2 separate regions of the Mus musculus genome follow, and region 2 is linked to region 1. The links are chromatin loops, found by intact Hi-C in ENCODE. Cell type or tissue: heart. All regions are shown on one strand. Links, peaks and the distances in the headings refer to the core of each region. The heading gives the core; the rest is flanking DNA. Region 1 holds the start of Churc1 (churchill domain containing 1). Region 2 holds the start of 4930426I24Rik (RIKEN cDNA 4930426I24 gene).

Region 1 (5,383 bases), core at 145-5,144:
TCCCTCTTCTGGAGTGTCTGAAGATAGCTACAGTGTACTTACATATAATAAATAAATAAATTTTAAAAAAGAGTATGAACTAAAACAATATAGAAAAATAATAAAAGCAGAAACATAACAATAATTATAAGCAAACAGCAGAACCACCAGTTATGTAAAAAAACAAAAAACAAAAAAAAAACAAACAAAAAACCCCCACTTCTTATATTCCAGAAGCCTCTCTCCGACTTTTTGTTGTTGAGAGATTTACAGTTATTTCATGTATATCAATGCCTGCCTAGTACTCATGGAGACCAGACAGTTGGATCCCCAGAACTGGAGTTATAGACAGTTGCTAGCTGCCATGCCAGGAACTGAATCCAGGTCCTTTGCAAAAGCACCAATCACCGAGCAATCTCTCTGGCCCCTTATATAACCACTCTCGATCATACTCTGTCTAGCAGCCATCAACACAATGTCTTTAGAGTAACTTCTTGTTTTACCAACCAGGAAAGTCTTACTGTAATTTAGTCTGCTTCATTTAAAGCTGCACTTCATGTGTTCTTTCGCCAATACTGTCAGACTAAAGTCAGGCTGCTGTATCTGATTCTAGTGCTCCCATTGCTGTAATTCTGGGTTCTTTAACGTCTGCACTACTGACACTGGGGCATACAGACCTTCGGTTAGATGGCTGTCCTGTGCACTGCAGTATAATACTCGGTCTCTACCCACTAGATGCCAAGGAGCGCCTTCACTGTGACAATCAAGTGTCTCTAGATATTGCCAAACCGCTTCCACTTGAGAGCTGATACTCTAAATCTAATTCACACTCACAACCCTACTCTTTATATGAGTACACTGAAGCTGTCTTCAGACACACCAGAAGAGGGCATCAGATTCCATTACAGATGGTTGTGAGCCACCATGTGGTTGCTGGGAATTGAACTCAGGACTTTCAGAAGAGCAGTCAGTGCTCTTAACCGCTGAACCATCTCTCCAGCCCACAACCCTACTCTTAAGACATTTCCTTTTACGAACACGAGTTTTGCTCTGGCCTACGACAAATAATGATCTTACAAGCATTCTTATACACGTTGCCAGGAGATGAGAGCACGTGCATTTTTCCGGGATAAGCACTTCTGTGTCATTCCAGGGGACATTTAAATTTGATAATGAATGGTAATGACTTTATAAACCAAAGTGGTTGTACCATAATGAAAATTCCTCTAACATAACAATCTCAAAAGACTTACATATAACTCAAAAAAGAAGTTTTCTTTTTGTGGGGTTTTTGTTGTTTTTTCAAGACAGGGTTTCTCAGTGTAGCTCTAGCTGTCCTCAAACTAGCTCTATAGACCAGGCTGGCCTTGAACTTGGAGATCTGCTTGCCTCTGTCTCCCCAGTGCTGGGATTAGAGGTGTGTGCCCATCACTCACAAACTATTAAGAGAAAGAACTATGAGGATGTTTTCCCTCCCAGCCAACTCAAGGGTCCTTCATCTTGCTATTGTCCTGCAGATCCTTCCTCCTCTAAATCATCGTCCAAACCCACCTTATGTGGAAGGAGAACACCGCAGCCCCATTCCTGCTCAATCTTCCTTTTCACTACGTTTAAACAGCAGCCTGTCAATCCTATGCCCCCAAATTGCAAGCCCAGAAGCAGCCCCAGAGCCTTGGCAGTCACTCCTTCACAGAGCAGCCAAGCACTCTCTACACACATCAACGTGCAGTAGTGATTCCCTGAAAGAACAGTAAGAGCCAAGCCTCAAAACCTCCTAAGCCCGAGAGGCGCAAAGGCTTAAAATAAGAGCAGGGGGTATAGTTCTGTTGGCAGAGTGCTTGCCTGGTAGGGACACATGCTGGGGTCAGGCCTCAGTGCTAAGAAGGGAAGGGGAAAGGGAAGGCGCAAGGAAAAGAGAACGGGACGAGGCGGAGAGGGAGATCACAATCTAGTCTCGGCTCTCATACTTGGGCAGGTGATAGGTCCTCTCTGGGGACCAGTTCTGCCATCTTCAAACGTGGGTTAGAACCAGAGGCTGGAAGTGTAGCTCAGTCGGTGGCAAGCTTGCCTCCGCACCAAGCTCTCACTTCCATCCCTAACATTTTCTAAATTGAGCCCAGTGGCGCGCGCTTGTAATGCCAGCGTTCAAGAGGTATGTGGAAGGAGGATCAAAGTCAAACAAAATCCTCCTCGGGTACATAGAGAGTTCGAAACCAGCCTGGGCTACACAAAACCTGTCTCAAAAAAGGTGGATTTTAAAATGACCTCATACGTTCATTCAGCGACAGAATGAGGTAAAAAGAATTCCATCAAGTCGAGCTGGAGGATGAAGCCGGGATCGCGTCAGGGCCTCAGAGGCTGCTGTCAATTTGGGTGGGTAGGTAATTTTGAGGGTTCCCCGTTGTCCCCAGCAACAGAACCGGAAGGACCGCTGACGTCAGCCACCAGAGGGAACCTGCGGCCGGTACTCAGGGTCACTGGGGTGACAGGACTGCAGAGTGGGCCCCTGGCCTGTCTAGGAATATCGGTCGAACACCGAGCCTGCGAGAGGCTCTTCGCGCCCACTTGCTCACCCGATTGGGGTACTCCTTCTCCACACAGTCCCCACACATCGTCACGCAGTTTTCGGAGAACGACCCCAGCGACACCCGGAAGGCGAAACCTCGCGAGAGTTGAGATATCGATTTTGTCGCACACGATCTAAGGACTCCACAGCTGGCTAAAAGTCTCCGCCCATAGCAACGGTTGTTAGGCGGTCTCCGGGTAAGGAGGGTGCACCGAGGACTGGACTCAAAAATCTTCAGGTATTGAAAAGATCTGAGGACTCAAAGAAGTGTCGAAAAGAGGAAGAGGCTTTGAGCCTGAAAGAACTTCTAATAGGCGCCTTCTTGAATTCTGATTAAAAAAGAATTACAGAAGTACAGCAAAAAGGGGAATTGTTTCTTCTTGCCTCCATTTTTACCAGACTCAAAAAACCTGAAATGACAGTTTAAATACCATTTTGTGCTATAATAACAGATAAGAGATCAGACTTCAGAGAAGGAGTAAGCTGGTGTTTGGGAAGAGAAGCTTAGAGCGCTGTCGAGAACCTACTAAATTATTTAAATTAGATTCTTATCATACGCCTTGTACAAAAATCAATTCAAAAATGGATCAAAACCCATTATCTAAAACAGGAAACACTGAAACTTCCAGAAGAAAACATAGGGGATAGTTGTCAAGATATTGGGTTGGAGGGGCTGGAGAGATGGCTTAGCCATTAGGAACACTGAATGCTCTTCCAGAGGACCCAATTTCACTTCCCAGAACTCACATGGCAGCTCACAACTGTCTGTAACTCCAAGATCTGACACCCTAACACAAACACACATGCAGGCAATGTGCATAAAATAAAAGTAAATTTTTTAAAAAAGACACTGCTTTGGACAAGAACTTTTTAATTAGCACAGGAACACTAACACTAACAGAAACTAACCCTTAGTATCAACGGACTACACGAAAAGTTTCTATTCAGCAAAGGACACAATTAGCAGAAAAAAACAGTCCTCAGCATGGGAAACATCTTTACCAGCCATATTTCAAACAAGAGGCAAATATCCAGAATTTATAAGAATTGCAGAAACTAAATACCAAGGAAACAAAACTGCCAGTCAATAAATGGGCAAATGAATTGAATAGACACTTTTCAAAATTAAAAAAAAAAACAAAACATGGCCAATAAGTGTTCATTGTCCTCAAACATCAGGGAAGTGCAAATTAAAATTATTTTTTAGATACCCTCTCACCCCTGTCGGAATGGCTCTCATCAATAAATCTGATGACAAATGCTGGGAAGGATGTGGAGAGAAAGGAACTGTTAGTCACTGTTGGTGGGAGTGCAAATTAAAATACAGACATTGTAGAATCAGTTTGGTGACTACTCAAAAAGTTAAAACTAGAATCACCATATGAACCTGTTATTCTATTCCTGGGCATTTACCCAGAACACATAGGAATATTTACACCCCTGTGTTTATTCCTGATTTATTTACTCTACCAAGAATTAAGATCAACCTAGTTGTCTGTCAACAGATAAAAGTAAAATGAAAAATCTCTCTATATAAAAAATGGAGCTGGGCAGTGGTGCACATGACATTAGTACCAACACTCGGGAGGCAGAGGCTGGCCAAACTCTGTGCAGTTTAGGCCAACCTGGTCTATAGATAGAGTTCCAGGACAACCAGGGCTACACAGGAAAAAAAATACTATTCAGTTCTAAAGAAAAAAAATGAAATCACAAAATTTGTAGGAAAATGAGTGGACTTATAATATTAAGTAAGGTAATACACCCTCAGGAAGGAAAAAAAAGCTGTTCTCCATGATACCCAGAATGTAGTTGTTAGCATTCTAAGCTCCACCCCATAGTTACCTGGCAACAGCCAGGTGTGCCTGACTCACTATAAAAGGGGCTGCTTGCCCACCTCTTCACTCTCTTGCTCCTGTCTTCCTGCCCCTGCTCTGTCTTCTCGACCATTCTTCCCCTCTCTCTCCACATGCTCATGGCTGGTCTCTACCCCTCTACTTCTCTACTCTTTCTTTCTCTGCCTTTCTCTGCCTCTACTACCCTCTTGACTCCCCTCCCCATGCCCTGAATAAACTCTATTCTATACTATATGGTCCTGTGGCTGGTCCCTCAGGGGGAAGGGATGCCTCAGCCTGGGCCCACAGAGACACCCCTTTCTATGCCTCCATAGAACATACCCCACCTCTCTTTATCATTTTATAAACACATCAGTAGTCACTAGTATGTGTGTGTGGAAATAAATGTGTATGTGGGAATAGGATCATATAGAGAAAAGAGAAGAAGAAAGTGTAGCAGTTAATTAAGCCACTTTGCCTCCTGATAGGTCTCTCACTGCACCTGCCCAAGAGCTCTGGATTAGCCAATGAAAGACACACACACACACACACACACACACACACACACACACACGCATGTCAGCTAATTTTGATATGCTTTGACTAGCTCAGTGACTGAGCACTTCTAAACCTCCCCGTGGCTAGCACACACTCCCCTCCAGTATTCCTAGCTTAACACACAAATGTAAAATGCAAACTTCTGGGCACCTCCTCCACCCCCACAGGGCTGCTTTCCCTTTCCCCCTGTACAGCTGGATCACTTTTCTCCTGCAGCTCTTAACTCTGATCCCTCTCCTCAGTCTCTCCCCTGGTCCCTTGCCCAAGCAATCTAAAAGTCCCGCCCTGTCTCCCTGCCCAGACATTGACTGTACAGCAAATCTTTATTACCAATCGAAGTCAGCTAGGGGCAGGGACCCTCAGCTCTGGAAGCATGGCTTTTGGGAGCCAAAATAAGACAAAGCATTAGAACCAATTCCCAACATCTCACTCTTTCCGTCCAAATTTT
Region 2 (5,383 bases), core at 236-5,235, 360 kb after region 1:
AACATCTTTCAGATTGGCGGGGCAGATGCCCAATGAGCAGCGCAGAATCCGAAGCGTGTGGCAGGGAGGCGCGGGGCGGGGCGCGCGGAGGCAGCACGGAAGGGGCGCTGGCCTCCGAAAGGGTTTCTGTACCGTTCGGTGTCGGGTGCCGCCACTGACTCGGCTCCCGGGGCCCGAATTCCTTCTAGGGCGGTTGCATCGAATACAGAACGGCTGGGATCGGTTCTCGCCTTCCCTGCCCCTGCTGTTCCTGTAGCGGGGACTGGGGCTGGGTGAGGGGCGGTTCCAGGGCGGGGACTGCGAAGTTGGGCGGGTACGAGTCAGTACCCCTCCCCCTTCCCAGCGCGTCTCAGAAAGTGCGCGACCGGGGAAGGATGCGGGGTGCTTACCCGGGAGGCGGGTGGCTTCCCGCGCAGCGCGAGCGGCTACGGCTCGCGAGCCGCCTCCGCCCAACTTTCTCCCTCGGCTTTCCTAGTTTATTTTCTTTCAGGCGCCCTAATGGGCGGTTTTGACTTCTTGGTGGCACTGCGTAATAAGCCAGTGTCACCCCTCTGACTCCCGTCCCCGCACGCGTGATCTTGTTAAGGAATTAGTCCTTTTGCGCGGAGTTCGGTTGAATGAGAAGAATAGGTTGGCAGCACAGACTTGTGAGAGGAAGTAGATGAAAAAGAGTCTTTGGCACTTGTTTAGCCGGAATCTGAGAATAATTTTGGAAAGTATTCTCTGGAACAAGGGGGTGGGCAGAAGCTGGCTCCTGTAAAAGGACTCCCTACAGGAAAACGGAGACCTGTAATGTAGAACGACCGCCTCGCCTTACGGATGGGAAGCTGAGGACAGTCGTCGCTGTAAAACTTTGACAGGTGCCCAATATGAGATGAAAAGAACAAGGGAAACGGGCCTAAGTCGTGTGATAAGGGGGTAAGCCAGTCCGGTGACAACAGAGGGCAGGGAGGGGCACACAGAGCCTGAGGGGAAAACATCAAAGCATCCCTGAGGAGGTGACATGCCTAACTCCTGCAAAGGAGAGTAAGAAAAGCATTCTTTATCGAGGTTGAGGTGGTGGAATGTGGGCGACGAGGAGGGCAGAAGAGTTCAGAATTGAAGATTAGAATCTGGATATGTTAAGCAACTTTTTGTGCTTTGGGGTGTTTGTTAGTTTGTTTGTTTTTGTCTTCGAAGCTCCAGGAAAGAAGCACCCCTCTGAAACTGGCCAGTAAGTCGTGTGAGACAGTGATGGAGAAGACAGTATGAGAAACATGAAAGTTTTCGTTGTCTAAAAGGTAATGTTGACAGAATTCAATAAAAAACTTTAAAAGAGCTTTTGATTAAAAAAAAAATTATCTGTGTGTGTGTATGCAATGTGGTGCAGAGGCCAGAATTAGAGACCCTAGAGCTAGAGTGACATTTGGTCCTGAGCCACCTGACACAGATGCTGGGAACTGAACCCAGGTCCTTTGGTGAAGCAGTAAGTGTGCTTACCCTCGGAGCCATCTCTCCAGCTCAGAGTTCTACAAAACTTAATCGGGAAAGTTTTAAAGATTCTTTCTATTCCTATATGTAATTTACAGTTTCAAAACCACGTTTGCCATTGGCAACTGCAGTTCTCTATTTTCCATGAAAGAAACTGAAGAAAAACTTGAAATAGGAAAGGATTAAAGAAAATATCAGACCATATGTGATAGTCTGTGCTTATATACCCAGCTCTGGGGAAATTCAGCGAAGAGGAAGAGAGGGGATGGAGCTGAAGGGATGGCTCAGCTAGGAAGGGGACTAACTACTCTTGCAGGGTCCTGGGTTCTGTTCCCAACATGCATATGGCGGTTCACAACCACCATTAACTCCAGTTCTAGGGAATGTCACCACTCTCTGACGTCCTTGGGCTTTTGTATTCAAGTGCACATAAACTCATAAAGGCACGCACATACATACATACATACATAAGTAAAAAAATAAATAAACCTCAGGCAAGCAGATGGTACACATCCATGTAGACAAAACACCTTTATTATATTATTGTTATTATTATAATATTTTTAAATGAATCTTTAAATATGGAAGGTAGCGGGCTGGAGAGATGTCTCAGCAGTTAAGAAGCTAGCAGCTTGCTCTTATAGAGGGCCTGGGTTCAGTTCTCAGCATCCTAAGATGAGGACTAACAAACATTTGTACCTCCAGTTCAATAGGATCCAACGCCCTCTTCTGGCCTCCAAGGGCACTGCACATGACTCAGGCACTCTCCTTACAATTTAAACAAAACAAGACTGAGAGCTGCCAGGCCCAAAACCGGTTCATACAGAGACCCTTAGAGCTTCATTTCTGAAGTAACTATGTCCTATTGATGAAGCCATTGCAGACAAAACTTGTAATCTTCCACCACATGCATCTTTAACAGTTCACTGAGATGACAGCAGCAGCTATACCTGTGTTTTTAGCTGCATTTTTCTGCTTGCACTTTTCACCTGGTAAAATTACATTTTCACGCTGTACACGGTATCTTGAGCCTTCCCCCAAAAGATACAGTAATAGCACCTTTATGTGACACTTCTTCAGTCACAGAATGTTAGCACATACTGATCTTATATTGACATCTTTTACATTTCCTGTGTTTATGTATAATTATGTTTTAAAACAGGCTTTTTTTTTCTTCTTTTAGATAATTCAGAATTCATTTTAAAAGTTCGGGTGGGTGTGGTGGCATGTTCCTAATCTCAGGACCAGGAGGCAGGAAGATTACTGCATACTGAGTCCAGGTCAGAATGAGCTATAGATTGAAACAGGAAACCCAAAGTAAATTAAAAGTTAAAATCACAGTCCATTATACATTGTTAAATCCGCACTTTTTTTTTAAAACCAGATAATATTGTGTTATCAGTGGTGTAGCAAAAGAGGCAAACCCTTCCGAGACTGCCCATTACTGCAGTATTCCTGGATGATCATGGGGCAGTGTTTTTGTTTTTGCCTTGAAGAGGCCATTCCCTTTATCTGATGCTAACTTGTGTGGGGTTCTTCCTAAGGAGATAATAGAAAAAGCCTGTGCTATCATTTATGGTGGTAACAGTAAATTGGAAATGGCTTAAATATCTAACACAAAAAGCAGTTACATATATGCCATGGTGAATTGTGTGTCTGTATATGTGTGTGTATATATATATACATATATATATACACACATGTTGTGTGTGTACATATATATACACATATATACATCGTGTATATATGTGTGTAAATATATATATTTACAGTATTTTGTGCATATATTTAATATGTGCGTATATATATTTACAGGATTTTTTTTCTTTCCTTTTAGCACTGGCTGTCTCAGAACTCACTATATAGAGCAGGCTGGCCTTGAATTCACAGAGATCTGTCTGCCTCTGTCTCTCAAGTGCTAGGATTAAAGGCATGTACTACCATGCCCAGCTAGTCACAAGATTTTTTTTTTTAAGATTTATTTATTTACTATATGTAAGTACACTGTAGCTGTCTTCAGAACCCCAGAAGAGGGCATCAGATCTCATTAGGGATGGTTGTGAGCCACCATGTGGTTGCTGGGATTTGAACTCAGGACCTTCAGAAGAGCGGTCAGTGTTCTTAACCGCTGAGCCATCTCTCCAGCCCAAGATTTTTAAAACTAATGCTACAGTAGCATTAATATTTGGGAACATTTATCATCATATCTCTTATTTATTTATTTATTTTATTTATTTTTGGTTTTTTGAGACAGGGTTTCTCTGTGTAGCCTTGGCTGTCCTGGAATTCACTCTGTAGACCAGGTGAGTTCGAACTCAGAAATCCACCTACCTCTGCCTCCTTAGTGCTGGGATTAAAGGCGTGCGCCACCACTGCCCGGCTTTTTCTTGTTTTTTTGGATTTTTTTTTTTCCAGAGCTGAGGACCGAACCCAGGGCCTTGCGCTTACTAGGCAAGTGCTCTACCACTGAGCTAAAGCCCCAACCCCTCTTATTTTTTTAAGATTTGTTTTATATATGTGTCTGTGCCCCTGTATGGTATGTATGTGTCTACAGAGTCCAAAGAGGGACTTGGATCACCTGAAGCTGGGGTTACAGGTAGTCGTGAGCTGGTGGAGGTGGATGCAGGACACTGAACTCAGAGCCTCTGGAAAGGGAAAGTCGGCAAGTGTTCTTAATTGCTGAGCCATCTCTCCAGCCCTGAGTACAAGATTTTGATAACACAGGAAATTGCCCTTGATATAATTAAGTGGAAATGAAGATACTCAACTTCTGTATGCTTTTTTTTATTATTATTTGCCAACATACATGCACCTGAATGCATGCCCATGCACTCACACAGTTAGAAGACTGTAAACGTAAACCGTCTTCCCCACCACTCTCCGCCCACTCCTTTAGGACAGGTTGTCTTGCTGAGCCTGATGCTTTTGGTTGTGTATGCTGGAAGCCAGCAAGGCCCAGCAATCGTCCTTTCCTACTGCACACACTTGGAGCTGGAGTTACGGATGTGGGGGGTGCAGCCATCCTGTTATATGTGCGCTGGGATCTTGCTTTATTTATTTATTTTATTTTATTTTATTTTGAGACAGGTTTTTTGTTTGTTTGTTTGTTTGTTTTTTCTGATAGCCCTGGCTGTCCTGGAACTAGTTTTGTAGACCAGGTTGGCCTCAAACTTAGAGATCTGCTCTCCTCTGCCTCCCAAGTGCTGGGATTAAAGACGTGCACCGTCACAGTCCAGCAAACTCTGATACTGTTGATTATGCAGCAACTGTTCTTAAACAATGAACTATTTTGCCATCTCCAACTTTTGTATCTTATTCTATTAGTAGAATAATTCTATGTATATGACAACTATAGCAGAGTTTAGATAGCAGGATTATTAGTAATTGTATTTTTATTATATTTTCATAATTGATTTTTTTTTGAGACAGGGTCTTATGTAGCCCAGGCTAACCTCAAACTCACCATGTGGCTGAAGATGACCTCAAACTCCTGATTCTCTTGCCTTACCCTTCCAGGTGCTAAGATGATAAGCATGAGCCAACATGCCCAGTTGATTCATATAAGGATTGAACACAGGGCTTCGTGCATATTAGACAAGCTCTCTGTCAACTGAGCTACCCTCCCCCAGCCCCTACAATTGAGTTTTAAAATAGCATCTAACATTTGACTGAAACAAAATTCATCAGTCTCATTAGTTACACATAACCAGTGCTGATTCCCAACAGGTAAAACTTCTCGTTATCAGATCATACATGGACTGTTTTCAAAGTATTTTCTAATCCAAAGACTAAATGTCCACAGATGTGTCAAAGAATCAAGAGCTTTAACATACTGTAAACACTCTTCAATCAATCCCTAGTCCCCAGAAGAGTTTCTGGAATGCAGTAGGAATGCCTCGCCTGGTGGCTTTTG

What was found. Hi-C counts contacts between places; a loop is a spot of excess contacts. Peaks named below come from ENCODE experiments on the same cell type or tissue, not always from the same donor. Only the 100,000 strongest peaks of a DNase experiment are listed, where the experiment ranks them.
Region 2: it touches region 1 in a loop (2.5-fold over the local background); 1 of 42 quality-filtered maps calls a loop at or near these places.

The regions. Positions count from the first base shown.
Region 1 is chr12:76,762,808-76,768,190 of GRCm38, reverse strand. It overlaps Churc1 (churchill domain containing 1), which reads right to left and starts at 2,653. Exons shown (of 4, transcript NM_206534.2): 1 at 2,553-2,653. The coding sequence starts at 2,591. In heart, for the core only: a CTCF peak has its summit at 2,437 (motif pointing right); DNase peaks (open chromatin) are centred at 2,450 and 2,690; H3K4me3 peaks cover 1,818 bases; H3K27ac peaks cover 1,617 bases.
Region 2 is chr12:76,398,692-76,404,074 of GRCm38, reverse strand. It overlaps 4930426I24Rik (RIKEN cDNA 4930426I24 gene), which reads left to right and starts at 81. Exons shown (of 4, transcript NR_166810.1): 1 at 81-918; 2 at 1,180-1,280. It also overlaps a transcript of Hspa2 not described here. In heart, for the core only: a CTCF peak has its summit at 2,214 (motif pointing left); a DNase peak (open chromatin) is centred at 824; H3K4me3 peaks cover 959 bases; H3K27ac peaks cover 870 bases.